Linked DNA regions of Homo sapiens: all the other regions are linked to region 3. A link is a contact called in ENCODE Hi-C or POLR2A ChIA-PET data. All regions are on one chromosome and are shown on one strand. The core of a region is the stretch at or near the end of the contact, and the rest is flanking DNA. Distances in the headings are between cores, read along the strand shown. Region 1 holds the start of XNDC1N (XRCC1 N-terminal domain containing 1, N-terminal like). Region 2 holds the start of NADSYN1 (NAD synthetase 1). Region 3 holds the start of FCHSD2 (FCH and double SH3 domains 2).

Region 1 (4,364 bases), core at 1,258-3,757, 1.2 Mb after region 3:
CACATTTGGGAGGACAAGATCGGCGGCTCACCTGAGGTCAGGAGTTCGAGGCCAGCCTGACCAACATGGAAAAACCCTGTCTCTACTAAAAATACAAAAAATCAGCCGGGCGTGGTGGTGCATGCCTGTAATCCCAGCTACTCAGGAGGCTGAGGCAGGAGAATTGTTTGAACCCAGAAGGCAGAGGTTGTGGTGAGCTGAGATTGCAATACTGCACTCCAGCCTGGGCAATAAGAGCGAAACTCCATCTCAAATAAAAAAAGAAAATGTTATTTTCTCCTCTGCCAAAACTTCTGCTGTTTATCTCAATGAACCCTGACATATGTAACTACAGCTTTGAGATATACGTAATTGTCTCAAGGGAGAGCCCATGACTAACAAACCTTAAATAAGAACTTCAATACAGTATTTACCCTTTCCAAAGTGTCTTCAAATATATCTCACTGAACCACAGCCAACTGTAATCACAGAAATGTAAAAGCTAGAAGGGGTCTTGGAGGTCATTTCCACAACCACTCCACCTAACCAACCAACTGGTATCCAAACACCTGTAGTCTCTAGTGATTGGGAGGTAGAAGACTACAACACTTCTTTAAAAATCCCCCTGCTGTGATCACCTGTCAATTTCTCAGTCCCTTCCTCCCACCTTAATGATCCCAATCAGGTAATCCAACTCCTCCAACTCATCCCACTACCAGGCAACAGTCTTATTGCTTCCCAAGTCCACTTCTCCCTTTCTCTGAACCTCATCTTCAATCATCCCCAATCCTCCCCACTCTTCCCACACCCAACACACAGCAAGGGGCCTCTAAGATTCTGACCCCTCAGAGATCTCACTGGTTCTATCTCTGACAACCAATCCCCTTCCTCCTATTCCTGTGATGTCTTTGCCCATATGCTGGCATGTGCAAGATCACAAACACCACTAGCTATCAATGTCTCCATGGCTTCAGAATCTTTTCACCTCTGTCTCTGCTTCTCTGCCCTGTCCCTTCATTCCTTTCACACTCAACATCTCCTTCCTCCTAGTGATTCCTTCAAGGACCACTGGTATTTTAATACACCAGTCTTTAAATGCCTATTAGATAGGTAAAGGGAACATACAATCTCAAGGAGCTCACCTTCAAGGAACTCATAAATCCAGAAGAAGAGAGAGACACTTATTTATCGTTTAAAACTCAGCAACTCCGGGAAGCCTTCCCTATCCCAAGCTGAAATGTTGCACACTTCTCAGTGCCACCATTATATCTCTAATGCAATGACTAGTCTTCTTGTCTGTCTCCCACCACTAGACTGTGGGCTCTTCAACGGAGGGGCCCCTTGTCTCCCTAGCACCTGGCCCAGAACCCGGAGCAAAAGTCATAATGTTTATTAAGTGAATAAATGCATGAATTCCGGCATACAATCATTTATTCATCCACTTGTTCCTTCATTCGTTGGCCAAAACTTTACTGAGCATGCATTAGATACAAAGTCTTAGAATGGAACGATAAATAAAACAGTTCCAACTTTAAGATAACTCAAAGCTATACTACTAGTGGATTAGCACTCTTTCCCGGTCTGTGTCCCCAACCCCCACCCTAGGCTTAGACAGAGTCCTCTCCCACAGTAGAAGCCCAGCCTTCCCCTGAAGAAATTCACGTCCCTCCAACTCAAACTACCTCTTAGCCCTTCGGTCCTACCCTAAGACACCCAGCTAGTAATCACAAAATCTTAACACCCCCACCCCTCCGACCTCTCTCTCTGTCCTCCATCTTCACCCTTGAGGCTAATGCAAGTCTTCTACTCCCAAGGCCGCCTCGGAGTCCCCAAGTCAGGAGTGCCTCTGACTTCGCTCTCCACGCACCCGCCCCCTAGTCAGCTCCTTCCCTCTCAGGATCTTTCCCTTCTCTCCTAAGACCCCCACCTCCCGATACCTCACTGCCCCTCCCCTCAGTCTCAGGTTGAGTCTCTCCTCGTCTCTCAACTCCGCTTACCTCATCCAGCTCCCGTTCCCCAGCAGCACCACCTCCAACCTCCACCTCCACCACTGCCGCCATCTTCACGGCTCGCCCCCTCACCGCAGTCCCCGCGCGAGCCAGCTGCTTCCGCTGCTCAAGTGCTCCTAGCCAATCGGCGGCTCGGACTCCAGCAGAGGGGGCGGGGCATCAACACAGGCGGAGACTGTCAGGGATCAGGAGGTTATCTACTTGCTGCACGTTTCAGGGTCAAGGAGAGGGGAGTACCGTGCCCTTGCAAGCTTCAGCAAGGGAGCGTTCTTGGAAAATGAGAAATTTGAATCGCATTATTTTCAGTGCAACTATTTAACCAATTCTTCCCTTTGGAGAGCCAAATGGGAGCGTTCCAAAACGGGCAACTTTCGCGACGCTCCCTCAGTCTGGGCTCCAAGGAGCGAGACGTGGGGACTAGGAACTACGTTTCCCAAGCTGCACTGAGGCTGACCCGGAAGTTTAAATTCCGCTCCCTCCACGAAAGAGTTGTAGTGAGTGAAAATAAATATTAAAACACACGGAAATGTATTTTCCTGGCTGCAGCACCTGCCATCTTGCCTCGGTAGGACTCATTTTCAAAAACAGCAGCTTCTTGAAGCCCCAGAACGCATTCCTGTGCTACGGAAGACGGAAGAGTAGCTCTCGGGGTCAGAAGGCGAAGGTCAGAAGGCCGAATTGGCGGGAGAATAGGTTTGGTGGTCCGAGATCCGAGGCAACGGTGGCTCCTCGAGGTCCACGGTCCCGGGTGAGGGGCGTTGGGATTTGTTGATGGGGAGGGGAGTGGCCGAGAGGGAGGAGGGTGGCCATCAAGGAAATGAACTGAGCAGCCTGTTCCCGATGAGCTGTGAAAGCAGCGGTGCGGCTTGAGCTCCCGAAACTGAGAGCTGAAGAGCCTTGCGGGACCTCCAGGGCACCCACATTCCGCGTCTTACTTAGGCTGTCATGCCAGTTCACACACCTCGGCACACTTTTCTAACCCACATCCTGCGGCCCCAGCTTCTGCCTTACCCTCCTTTTTATACACCATTCACTGTCCCACCCCTACGTATACCTTCATAACTGATTTTTCAGCAGCCGGTGAACTCGATACCTTGCAAGCCTGTAGCCCCAGCTCACACGCCTCTGGGCGTCCGCCTGGATCTGTCTGGTGAATGGAACTAGGATGGCCTGTGAGCCCACAGAACGTCTAGAAAAGTCAGCTTTACATTGGGACCAACAGAAAATTACAGGGAATTATCTACATCATCCACAGGCATCCCATTTACTTAAAAATAATCATTTTTATTTTGTGACACTTAATACGGAGAATATTGTAAATACTGTACACCCATCACCCTAAATTGACTACTGGCATTATGATTTATTTGCTTATTTTTTAAAAGCTAGATAATACAATAAAAGTTAAACTTACCTGTTTTTTCTACTCTCAAGCCTATTACCCTCTCATCCTCTCCAGAAGCAACTATTATGAATTAGAATTAGCTTGTGTTCTCCCAGTCCATTTTTAATAATTATATGTAGCCATGACTATATAGTATTGTATTGTGTTTCATTTTGTTTTTTAATCTGAGTGCTTTTTTTTTTTCTTTGAAACGGTGTCTCGCTGTGTTACCAAGGCTGGAATGCACTGGTTCAATCTGGGCTCACTGCAGCCTCCGCCTACTGGGTTCAAACGATTCTCATGTCTCAGCCTCCCAAATAGCTGGGACTACGTACGCGCCACCACGCCTGGGGAAATTTCATATTTTTAGCAGAGATGGGGTCATGGCCATGGTCTCGAACTCCTGACCTTAAGTGATCCACCCGCCTCGGCCTCCCAAAGTGCTGGGATTACAGGTGTGAACCACTGTGCCCAGCCTGAGTGATACAGGGTCCGGCTCTGTCGCCCAGGCTGGAGTGCAGTGGCGTGATAACTGCTCACTGTAGTCTCATCTCCCAGGCTCAAGCAATTCTCCCACCTCAACCTTGTGAGTACCTGGGACTATAGGCATGTGCCACCACACCTGGCTAATTTTTAAAAATATTTTGTGGAGATGGGGTCCCACTATGTTGCTGGTCTTGAACTCCTGGGTTCAAGCAATCCTCCTGAGCCTCCGCCTCCCAAAGTGTTGAGATTACAGGCGTGAGCCACTGTACCCAGCCTTTTAGGTATAATTATTTGTCTTTTATTTTATTTTATTTTATTTTATTTTATTTTATTTCATTTTTTGAGACAGAATCTCACTTTGTCACCCAGGCTGGAGTACAGAGGGGTGATCTTGGCTCACTGCAACCTTTGCCTCCCGGGTTCAAGTGATTCTCCTGCCTCAGCCTCCTCAGTAGCTGGGATTACAGGCATGTGCCACCACACCCAGCTAATTTTTGTATTTTGAG
Region 2 (4,116 bases), core at 399-2,898, 1.7 Mb after region 3:
AGGAAATGAGAAACAGGGAGGGCTTGCAGGTCTGACCCTTAGCACCATGGAGGAGGCGGAGGAAGAGGAAGAAGTCAGACCCTGGTAGTTTATTAACAAGGAAATGCCCAACACCATCTAGAGGAAAAAGGACTTAGAGGATTACGATCCAGCAGTGGTGCCACTGTCAGGCACCATCGGCTTACTGGTCTTGGGCAGCAGCTTCCAACAAGCACCTAGGGAGGAGAGGCTGGCAGAGTGGAAACTTAGTTTTGGCCAAGCCTTCTTCAGTTCAACTAGATTTGCTCTGAGCAAATGAGGTGAAAGCAGGTTGATATTTAAAAAATAAAAATAAAAAACCACTGGCTGCGGTGGCTCATGCCTGGAATCCCAGCACTTTGGGAGGCCAAGGCAGGTGGATCACTTGAGGTCAGGAGTTCGAGGCCAGCATGGCCACCATGGTGAAACCTTGTCTCTACTAAAAATACAGAAATTGGCCATGCATGGTGGCAGACGCCTGTAATCCCAGCTACTCAGGAGGCTGAGGCAGGAGAATCGCTTGAGCCCAGGAGGCAGAGACTGCAGTGAGCCAAGATGACACCACTGCACTCCAGCCAGGGCAACAGAGTGACAGTCCATGTCAAATAATAATAATCATAATAATAATCCAGGGCACATACTGATTAGATGCCATCTCTTGAAACATTCTGTTTCTATTGTTCCTGGCAAAGGCTCTTGCAGTCAGCAGACCAGTGCAAGACAAGCTGCAACCTGACTACACCTGCAGGCTTGCCCATTTAGGTGCAGGTGTAATAGTTTAACTTTTCATCCTCCACGGTGCGTCCATATGAACGAAAATTAGATGGTGACCTTTCAACAACCACACCCTATCTTCGAGGCCACCACGCCCGGCTGATTTTTGTATTTTTAGTAGAGACGGTGTTTCACCATGATGGCCAGGCTGGTCTTGAACTCCTGACCTCAGGTGACTTCCACCCCCTCCGGCCCCCCCAAAATGCTGGGATGACAGGCGTCTTTTTCTACTTCCCTTTCTGGGACGCCTTCTCCCACCAGGAAGGCCCACGGGGACCAGAGACCATCAATCTCTGGCCTCTGCACACCATCCCCGCCAGTGCGCAGCCATTCTGTTCAACTTAGATATCTCCGAGAATGGGCAGCTCAGTCCCAACCACGGGACCCCAGAGATATCAGAACACGGGTCCATCCCCAGGCCTCCCGCCTAAGCCGCCAGACTTTTCTTAACCGTGCCTTGTATATCGCTCGTCCCCGGGAACTATAAACACTCACTTCCCGACGAGGACCTGAGCACGTACCACTGGCGGGGTCATTGCCCATTATCTCACCTGATCCCATGCCCAGGGCCGAGAGTTTCCCAGGGCAAGGCTGTGAGCACGCCACGGGCAAGCCTGGGCCCAGCCACGGTGCCCGTGCGCCACCCCAAACCGGTGCCCCCGCCGCCCCAGACTCACTCTTTAAAATTCTTTGCAAATTGCCCTCGAAGTCCAGGGCCCACTGGTTGAGTGCGCAGGTGGCCACGGTCACCTTCCGGCCCATCCTGGCCGCAGTCGCTTGGGCAGGAGGCCAGCGGGGGACAGCAAGACCAGGGTCCCAGCGAGGTAGGCGGCTGGGACGCCGGACCTTCCGGGTTGCCCGGCCCCGCCCCCTCCCCGCCCATCCGTTGAGGCTCCGGCCAAGGAGGACTGCGGCGTCAGGCCCTGCCTACGGATCGCCCCGCCCCGTCTGAGGAGCTCACGACCGCGCCTGCGCAGCGAGGTGGCCTCAGCGTTCACGGCACCGCGAAGGGCCCCGCCCCCGCCCCGGCTCCACCCACGTCCCAGGCCCCGGCCCCGGCCCGGCCCTTGCGGGCAAACCCGTTCAGGTGCACAGGTGCAGGGGGCTCACCGCCCAGCTGCAGCACCCCTCTATTTTATCCCACACCGCCACCCCACATCCAGCTTAGCCATGTTTTATTTTAATACGGCATGAAACGTTCCAAATACACCAAAAGTGGAGAGTACGGTAGGAGCGCTCCATCGTGCCCGCGGGACAGCAGACGATAGCAATCGATTCTCCGTGCTGGGAATCCCGCCACCCTGGGCGGATGGCGCTGAATTCTTGGGAACCCTCTCCTGCCCCTTTCACTCCTGTACCACGTGTGTAAGTAGCTCAGGTAGCGCACTGTTTGCCTTTTCTGAAACTACAGGAACTGCACTTGAATGTGCTTCTGCAACTTGATTTTTTCCCCTGTAATATGAGATACGTTCTTTTAATTATTTTTCTGCAGTTTGGTATTCCATAGTGGCAGTAAAGCAGGTTTATTCAATAGCGGATGGGCATTGACGTTATTAGCAGCGTTTTGCCAACAGACGCACGCACACAGGCACTGCTGCAATTTCCTTTCCGGCAAGGTTTCCTTCGTGACCTCGTTCCGCCAGTTCCTGCAGCAGCTTTGCAGAGTAGTAGGGTTCGTGCTGTTTGACTTTACTAAATATTGCCAAGTCTCTTCTCCAGGGCGCTTGCACCGATTCACTACCAGCGGTTTCTCACTTTTTATTTTTTCACATTTCCTCTTTAGTCCACCCACGGTAGAATCCATTTTTCCCCCATATAAATAACTGCCTCATCATCGTTGCTTGAAGAGGCCATCCTTCCTTCTGTCATTCATGTTAGTTTAAAAACACACAATTCACAAATTTGGAAAAAGAGAAGGCTTTATTTCTTGTAAACGGTCGTAGCCTGCAAGGTGGCGGCCATCTGTCTGAGGCTGGGAATCTGTCTCCAGCCAAGGCCAGAGACAGGCACGTCCAAGGAGGAGGGGTTGGGGCAGGAGCGCTATGCTGAAGGGATTGGCTAAACATACATATTCAACAGGTAACAGGAGGAGCTATGAATATTCATGAAGGTGGTCCTGACACATGCCCTCTTATTGAGCAAAGCATGTAATATATGACCCATGTTCACTTTGGGGTGGAGACTTAACATTTACACATCTTACAATTAGGGCCTTTATGGCAAAACGTCTTTTCAGGACACAAAGGCATGCAGGTGCATCATCTCTCTCTATTAACGGGTCAGCTGGTCGGCATGGTCAGCTGGTCGGTGGTCTCTTATTAGGAGAAAGTCACTGAAATCAGTCTCTTGTCCAATCACAGCTGCTATGGCTGGTGAAACAGAGTCAGTTAGTTGGCACCTAGTGGAGCTGCAATTGTTTTAATATTCCCTATCCCAAGGCTAGTGTGTGTTTGGCTAATAGAGAAACAGAAAGCCTTGTGGCTCTTAGAATATAGTTTATTCTCTAAGTGTGGGTTGCCTGACTTACCCTCGCCTAGCATGGCTTTGGGTCCTGTTTATAATTTGGTATCTTATTGCCACAGAGTCCGTTCTGTCAGTCTTACGATCTCTGTTTTAACATGAATGCCGGCCAGTTGTGGTGTCCAAACTCTGAAACAGGGGGCTATTACCAGGCGCATCTGACCTCCCATCCCATCATGTCTGGGAATTCAGTGTTGAGGTTTTTCTGGTGTCCCCTTGGTCAGGAGAAGGTCCCTTTGGTCAATGGGGGGCTTAGGATTTTATTTTTACCTTATGTACATATACCCGTTTTCACATTTTGAATCACTTTTTTTCCTGTCTATAAAGTAGTGCTTGTTCATGACAATTTGGAAACTCCACAAAAGCACCAGAATGTTATACATGCTAACTTATTTAATCCTCACAGTAGTTTTCATGCTTCTGAAATCCACACGATCTGCTCAAATTATCTCCTGCCAACAATGGCTGATGCCAGGCCTGGGCAGAGAAGGGGAGGATCCTTGAACATCTGGTTGTCCCAGAAAATAAGTAAGTACTCAAAGGATGGTAGATACATGTCATATGAAAAAAGAAGCCAATTTGAAGGGGCTCCCGTTAGCTAAATACAGGACAATACAGTAAGGATCATAACTCGGTCAGCTAAATCCATTAGGGCATACTGATAAAAAATAAATCAAAGAGGAAATCCCTACAGAAGAATGCTTGCTAATAAATAATTTATTAATAAATGTTGAGGGAATGATAAAATTAGAAAATTAACACTTTGTCCCAAGAAATAAGGGATTCAGGCAAGATTCCTCATTA
Region 3 (4,475 bases), core at 929-3,428:
TCCCCCAGGCTGGAGTGCAGTGGTGCCATCTCTGCTCACTGCAAGCTCCACCTCCCGGGTTCACGCTATTCTCCTGCCTCAGCCTCCTGAGTAGCTGGGACTACAGGCACCCGCCATCACGTCTGGCTAATTTTTTGTATTTTTAGTAGAGACGGGGTTTCACCGTGTTAGCCAGGATGGCCTCGATCTCTTGACCTTGTGATCTGGCCACCTCGGCCTCCCAAAGTGCTGGGATTACAGGCGTGAGCCACCGCGCCTGGCCTCAATAAGCACTTATTAAGCACTACATGCCAGGCCCTGTGGTAGGAGAAATTCTATTTAATACAGTAAGCCTATGAGGCTAGCATTATACCTCCATTTTACAAGTGAGGAAACAAGGCTGAAATAAGTGAATTGACTAGCTCAACGCTTCACAATAAATTGGTGGTGGAGCTGAGACTGGAGCCCAGCCTACGCTACCTATGGCCTGGGCTCTAGCTGCCACCCCGCAGCTGTCAGGGCCCTGGGCCTCCATCCACCTGTCCCCTTGCCCCAGGCCTTCCCTGATTTGATTAAGGATTCTGGTGAAGGGCTAACTTTTGAAGCCAGAAAAAGCAAGACTAGTCTCCTAGTTCATACACAGCTCTAGATTAATCTTATTCAAAACACAGCTCTGTCACTTTTCTGTACAAGAATCTAGTCTAACTCAATGTAAACAACCTGGGTTGAAGTTCCACCTTTTCAATTTCTGGTCATGTGGTCATCTGGGAAGTTACTCGTCTATCCAGGCCTCATTCACCTTCCTCTTAGGCCTGACTGCACTTCTGAGAACAGCTGTCTGGGATCTCAACTTCTGAAAAAACGGTGGAGTAATCCAGCTCAGCCTCCACACAGCCCCGTGACTCAAAAAAAAAAAAAAAACCTCCCTGGGCATGGGGAAGAGGTATTCCTCTTCTGAGGACCCCAAGGGAGGTCGATAAACTCCCCCGTAGATGGTCTGAACAGAGCAGGAAGGTTCATGTGTGGTGGTGGGGTGCACTGCTTAGATAAGCACCCTCACTGGCAGATAAGGAAGCCGAGCTCACCTAGCCTGTTAAGGAGCAGGCAAAGTGGACTGGCACCCAGAGATCCTGACTCCCAGACAAGGGCTTCCTCTATGGCCTCTCCTGCCTCTTCTACTTTTCCTCGTGCTTATTATCCTGCACCTGTTTCTTTTTTAAAATAACCCATAGAACACTTCCTGACGCAGATTCTAGTCCTGCTGTGTAACCTTTAGAAAGGCTTCCCTCTATGGGCACTTGCCTCCCCGTCTGTGAAACGGGGGCCTCGGCCTTAACGTTCTCTTGGCTCCCTCTCAGCGGAGTCAGTGATGTTTGACTTGAATGCCCTGCAGTAGAGTGCCGCCGTTTCCTTTGCAGAGCAACTGCCTTTCCGCCCTACAATCGCAATGGCCTGGCACCTGCGGCCAGCCGCAAAGCGACTTGTCCTTGCTCGCCTCTCTCGCGCACATCTAGCTGGTAGGGAGAGTAGGGTGTTGAGGGGCTGAGAGGAAGAAAACGCCGGAATTCTCGTATCCCACAGGCATGCTGCGCCCCCCTCCCCACTGCAAACGTTTCCCTGCGAGCGTCGTCCCCCGCGCCCCCCGACACACACACACACACACACACACACACACACACACACACACACACACACACACACACACGCAAAGGCAGGCAGGAGGCGGGGGCGGCCTGTGCGCGTGCGTCGGCGCGGAGCCCTCTCCCGCCCACGTGCGCGCCCCCGAGCGGAGACGCGCGCGCCGGGGCGAGCTGGCGGGAAAGCGCGCGGGAAGCCCCCGGCTGGCTCCCAGCGTGGGGGAGGGAGGGCAGGAGGCGTCTGGAACGTGCCACTCTCGGAGAGAAAGGGGGGATTTTCGCGTGGCGCTGGCGTTTCTACACCTCCCACCCACCGACCAATCCGTTAGCTTCCCCCTTCCCCTGCCGCGGTACGAAGCCCCGTGCCGTGGCCTAGCTCCCTCCTGGCAGCCCGGACCGGCCCCTCGAACCCCGCTCTGGACAGAGCGGTTCCCTCAGCATCCGGAGCGGGGCGCTGCGCCGCGCGGCGAGGCCGGAAATTCCCGCGGCCTGAGTGGTGGAGCCCTAGCGGGGAGAGCGGCGCCACCTTCCTCCTCCCGGGCGGGCGGGGGCGTTAGGCCCAGCGAGGGCCGGGCCGCCTGAGTGGGTGGGGTGGGGGCCGCTGCGTCCGCCGGGAGCGGCGGCGCAGGCGGCCGACCGGGAGCGCGGACAACGCGGCTGCGGCTAACCCGCCGCCCGGCCGGCTGAGACCCTCGCGCCCCTGCTCCTGGGGCCCCCGCCCCCTCGCCGTCTCCGCCTCCTTCCTCACACACCCCCGGGCCGCCCGGGCCGCCCGGGCCCCAAGCCTTCCCGGTGCTCCTCCCTCGTCTCCTCACACTCGCTCTCTGGCTGGGGTCCGCCTGCCGCCCGCTGGCCTGCTCCCTCCGGGGCAAGTCTTGCTTCTTAAGCGCTCCTTTCACACACGCGCGCGCTCGCTGGGCCGTCCCCTCCTCTCCGGCCCTCCTCCTCCTCCTGGTCCTTGCTAACGCTGCCGTCGGGGAGGATTGATGTCCCTTCAGCATCATGCAGCCGCCGCCGAGGAAGGTAAGGGCGCAGCTGGGGGGCTTTGGGGTTCGGAGAGATGCGTACGCGGAACGCGGCTGGGGCGACCGCTGCGCCCCTTCCCCCTCCCGCAAGGGGCCGTGACCGCCCTCGTCTTGGGCTTGTCACCGACTTGCCGCCGGCTCCAGGTGGGGGGCGCGCGTGTGAGTTGCCTTTCCGACAGAGGGGCCGCCGGGGCTCGTCCGTCCTCTAACGCAGGAGACCCCCAGACATTTCACAAGAGTTTCGGGTGTGCATTTGTGTGTGTGCGCGCGCATGGCAATGCTGCCCGCTGCAAAGTGCATTCTCGGGGCTGCACCGAGGGGGAGGCGGGGACGCCCCTGCAGCTTTGCAGAGCCTTGTGCGTGTGTGATTGTTTAGTCTGCACCAGCTTTGAGCCCTCCAGCCGCTTGTCGCCAGCCCCGCCCGTTTGCAAATTTGCGGGGGATTTGTTTCTAGCCTAGCCTTAGGGTTTGGCCTGCTTTTCCCACGGGGCGGCCGAAAAGAAGTTGGAATAGTCACCGCCTCCCCACCCCAAGGGAAAACAAATTAAGGATTGACGGGTCCTGCCTCGTCCCCGGCTGAGGGGCGAGGAGGCTGTCGTGCTGTCTTCAGAAAAGCGAGGACCGGGCCCGGGAGGTGCGTGGGGTGTGCACTGCGATCCGGGGTTGGATGACCAGGGTGGGAGTGACGGATGCACCCGGCTTGTCATCAGTCTCCCCGCTGCGCCCTTCCCCAGCTTTCCCAGGGGCCGAGGCTGTGTCCTTGTCTTTTTAATCCTACAGATGGATACTGAATGTCTACTCTGGGCACTGGGTGGATGAGGCCGTTCTGTCCTCCCCTCGTGGGCAAACATTTGCCTAACGCCTAACTCACCCGTGTCTGCTGCCGCTGCTTTCTCTCTTTCCTAATCCGGGTTTCTCCATTTAAGTGAGTCCTTTTCTTTCGAACATGTACCCCCACCCCTCCGGGTGGTCCCACTGCTGAGGCCGAGATTCCAGACTGACCGTTAACTTCGAACCCTGGGGCCCCGGCCTGGCGGGCGAGGCTCTCTGGCCAGCAGGCATTTGCTGTTCTCCGCTGTTTGAAGTGGAGCCTCCACGGGGATCGGCTTCCCGGGGTAGTTTAAAAGCACTGCATATGCTGGAAGGTCACTTTTGCTTTCTCCTTTGTGAGAAAGAGATTGTGATTTGATGCGCTGTCAGCAAGTCGAGGGCATCATTCTGAGACAGTGTGCTTTTTCGCAGCCATTATGGAGTAATTTATGTAGTCGATTCAGGCATATTATCATGATTGTGTAAATATTGGTCATTGGGTATCAGGCACTCTTAGGCTCCCAGCCCCCATCCACACTCTGCTCACCTCTCCTGGTGGTTAATGTCTTTGAATCTTTTTTAGAAATAGAAGACAGGCTCTTTTAAAACTGTAGGAAGACCTAGACGTGGATTGAGCTTGTGCATGAAATGGAATGACTGGCAGTTTATTTTGCACGTCTTTAGTTTGTAATATTTATAGTCGTGTATTTTCATTTAACCTCTGTTCAGGCTATTTGGCTTTAATTTTTCATTAAATAAGTATCTTCAATAAATAAAACTAGATGGCGAATATTGGATTTATGGCCTTCAGGGGAGAGGCGAGCAAGAGACATATTCTGACAGATGTATTTTCCTGAAGCAATTTTTTTGGGTTAAATTTGTAAAAAGACCTTCATAAATATATGGTATATTTTAGGTGAAAGTTACACAAGAACTGAAAAACATTCAAGTTGAGCAGATGACAAAACTTCAAGCCAAACATCAAGCAGAATGTGATTTGCTTGAAGATATGAGGTAAGGCTAT

The links. A loop is a pair of places that touch in the nucleus more often than their neighbours do. ChIA-PET counts read pairs that join two places held with the same protein, here RNA polymerase II (POLR2A). Pooled maps may share reads with other maps.
Region 1: a loop to region 3 is called in a map with no recorded cell type, with 9 times the contacts of the local background. The contact joins the promoter of XNDC1N here to the promoter of FCHSD2 in region 3. A Hi-C loop is called at or near these places in 1 of 37 single-sample maps with no recorded cell type and 5 of 50 pooled maps. POLR2A ChIA-PET finds 5 or more read pairs at or near these places in 3 of 52 experiments (BJ, HEK293 and naive thymus-derived CD8-positive, alpha-beta T cell).
Region 2: a loop to region 3 is called in a pooled map, with 4 times the contacts of the local background. The contact joins the promoter of NADSYN1 here to the promoter of FCHSD2 in region 3. A Hi-C loop is called at or near these places in 2 of 37 single-sample maps with no recorded cell type and 4 of 50 pooled maps.

Annotation. Positions count from the first base shown.
Region 1 is chr11:71,926,737-71,931,100 of GRCh38, reverse strand. XNDC1N (XRCC1 N-terminal domain containing 1, N-terminal like) reads left to right here and starts at 2,507. Exons shown (of 6, transcript NM_001375847.2): 1 at 2,507-2,736. RNF121 (ring finger protein 121) reads right to left here and starts at 2,055. Exons shown (of 9, transcript NM_018320.5): 1 at 1,977-2,055. The coding sequence starts at 2,039. XNDC1N-ZNF705EP-ALG1L9P (XNDC1N-ZNF705EP-ALG1L9P readthrough) reads left to right here and starts at 2,507. Exons shown (of 11, transcript NR_172895.1): 1 at 2,507-2,736. RefSeq lists an enhancer at 2,365-2,674.
Region 2 is chr11:71,450,735-71,454,850 of GRCh38, reverse strand. It overlaps NADSYN1 (NAD synthetase 1), which reads right to left and starts at 1,648. Exons shown (of 21, transcript NM_018161.5): 1 at 1,470-1,648. The coding sequence starts at 1,554. DHCR7-DT (DHCR7 divergent transcript) reads right to left here. Exons shown (of 2, transcript NR_186309.1): 2 at 2,694-3,161. RefSeq lists enhancers at 491-990, 991-1,492, 2,730-2,809, 2,930-2,979 and a silencer at 1,550-1,919.
Region 3 is chr11:73,140,021-73,144,495 of GRCh38, reverse strand. It overlaps FCHSD2 (FCH and double SH3 domains 2), which reads left to right and starts at 2,178. Exons shown (of 20, transcript NM_014824.3): 1 at 2,178-2,639; 2 at 4,368-4,465. The coding sequence starts at 2,619. RefSeq lists enhancers at 1,030-1,169, 1,250-1,359, 3,230-3,459, 2,959-3,580, 3,680-3,729 and 1 more and silencers at 1,590-1,969, 2,130-2,509, 2,910-3,049.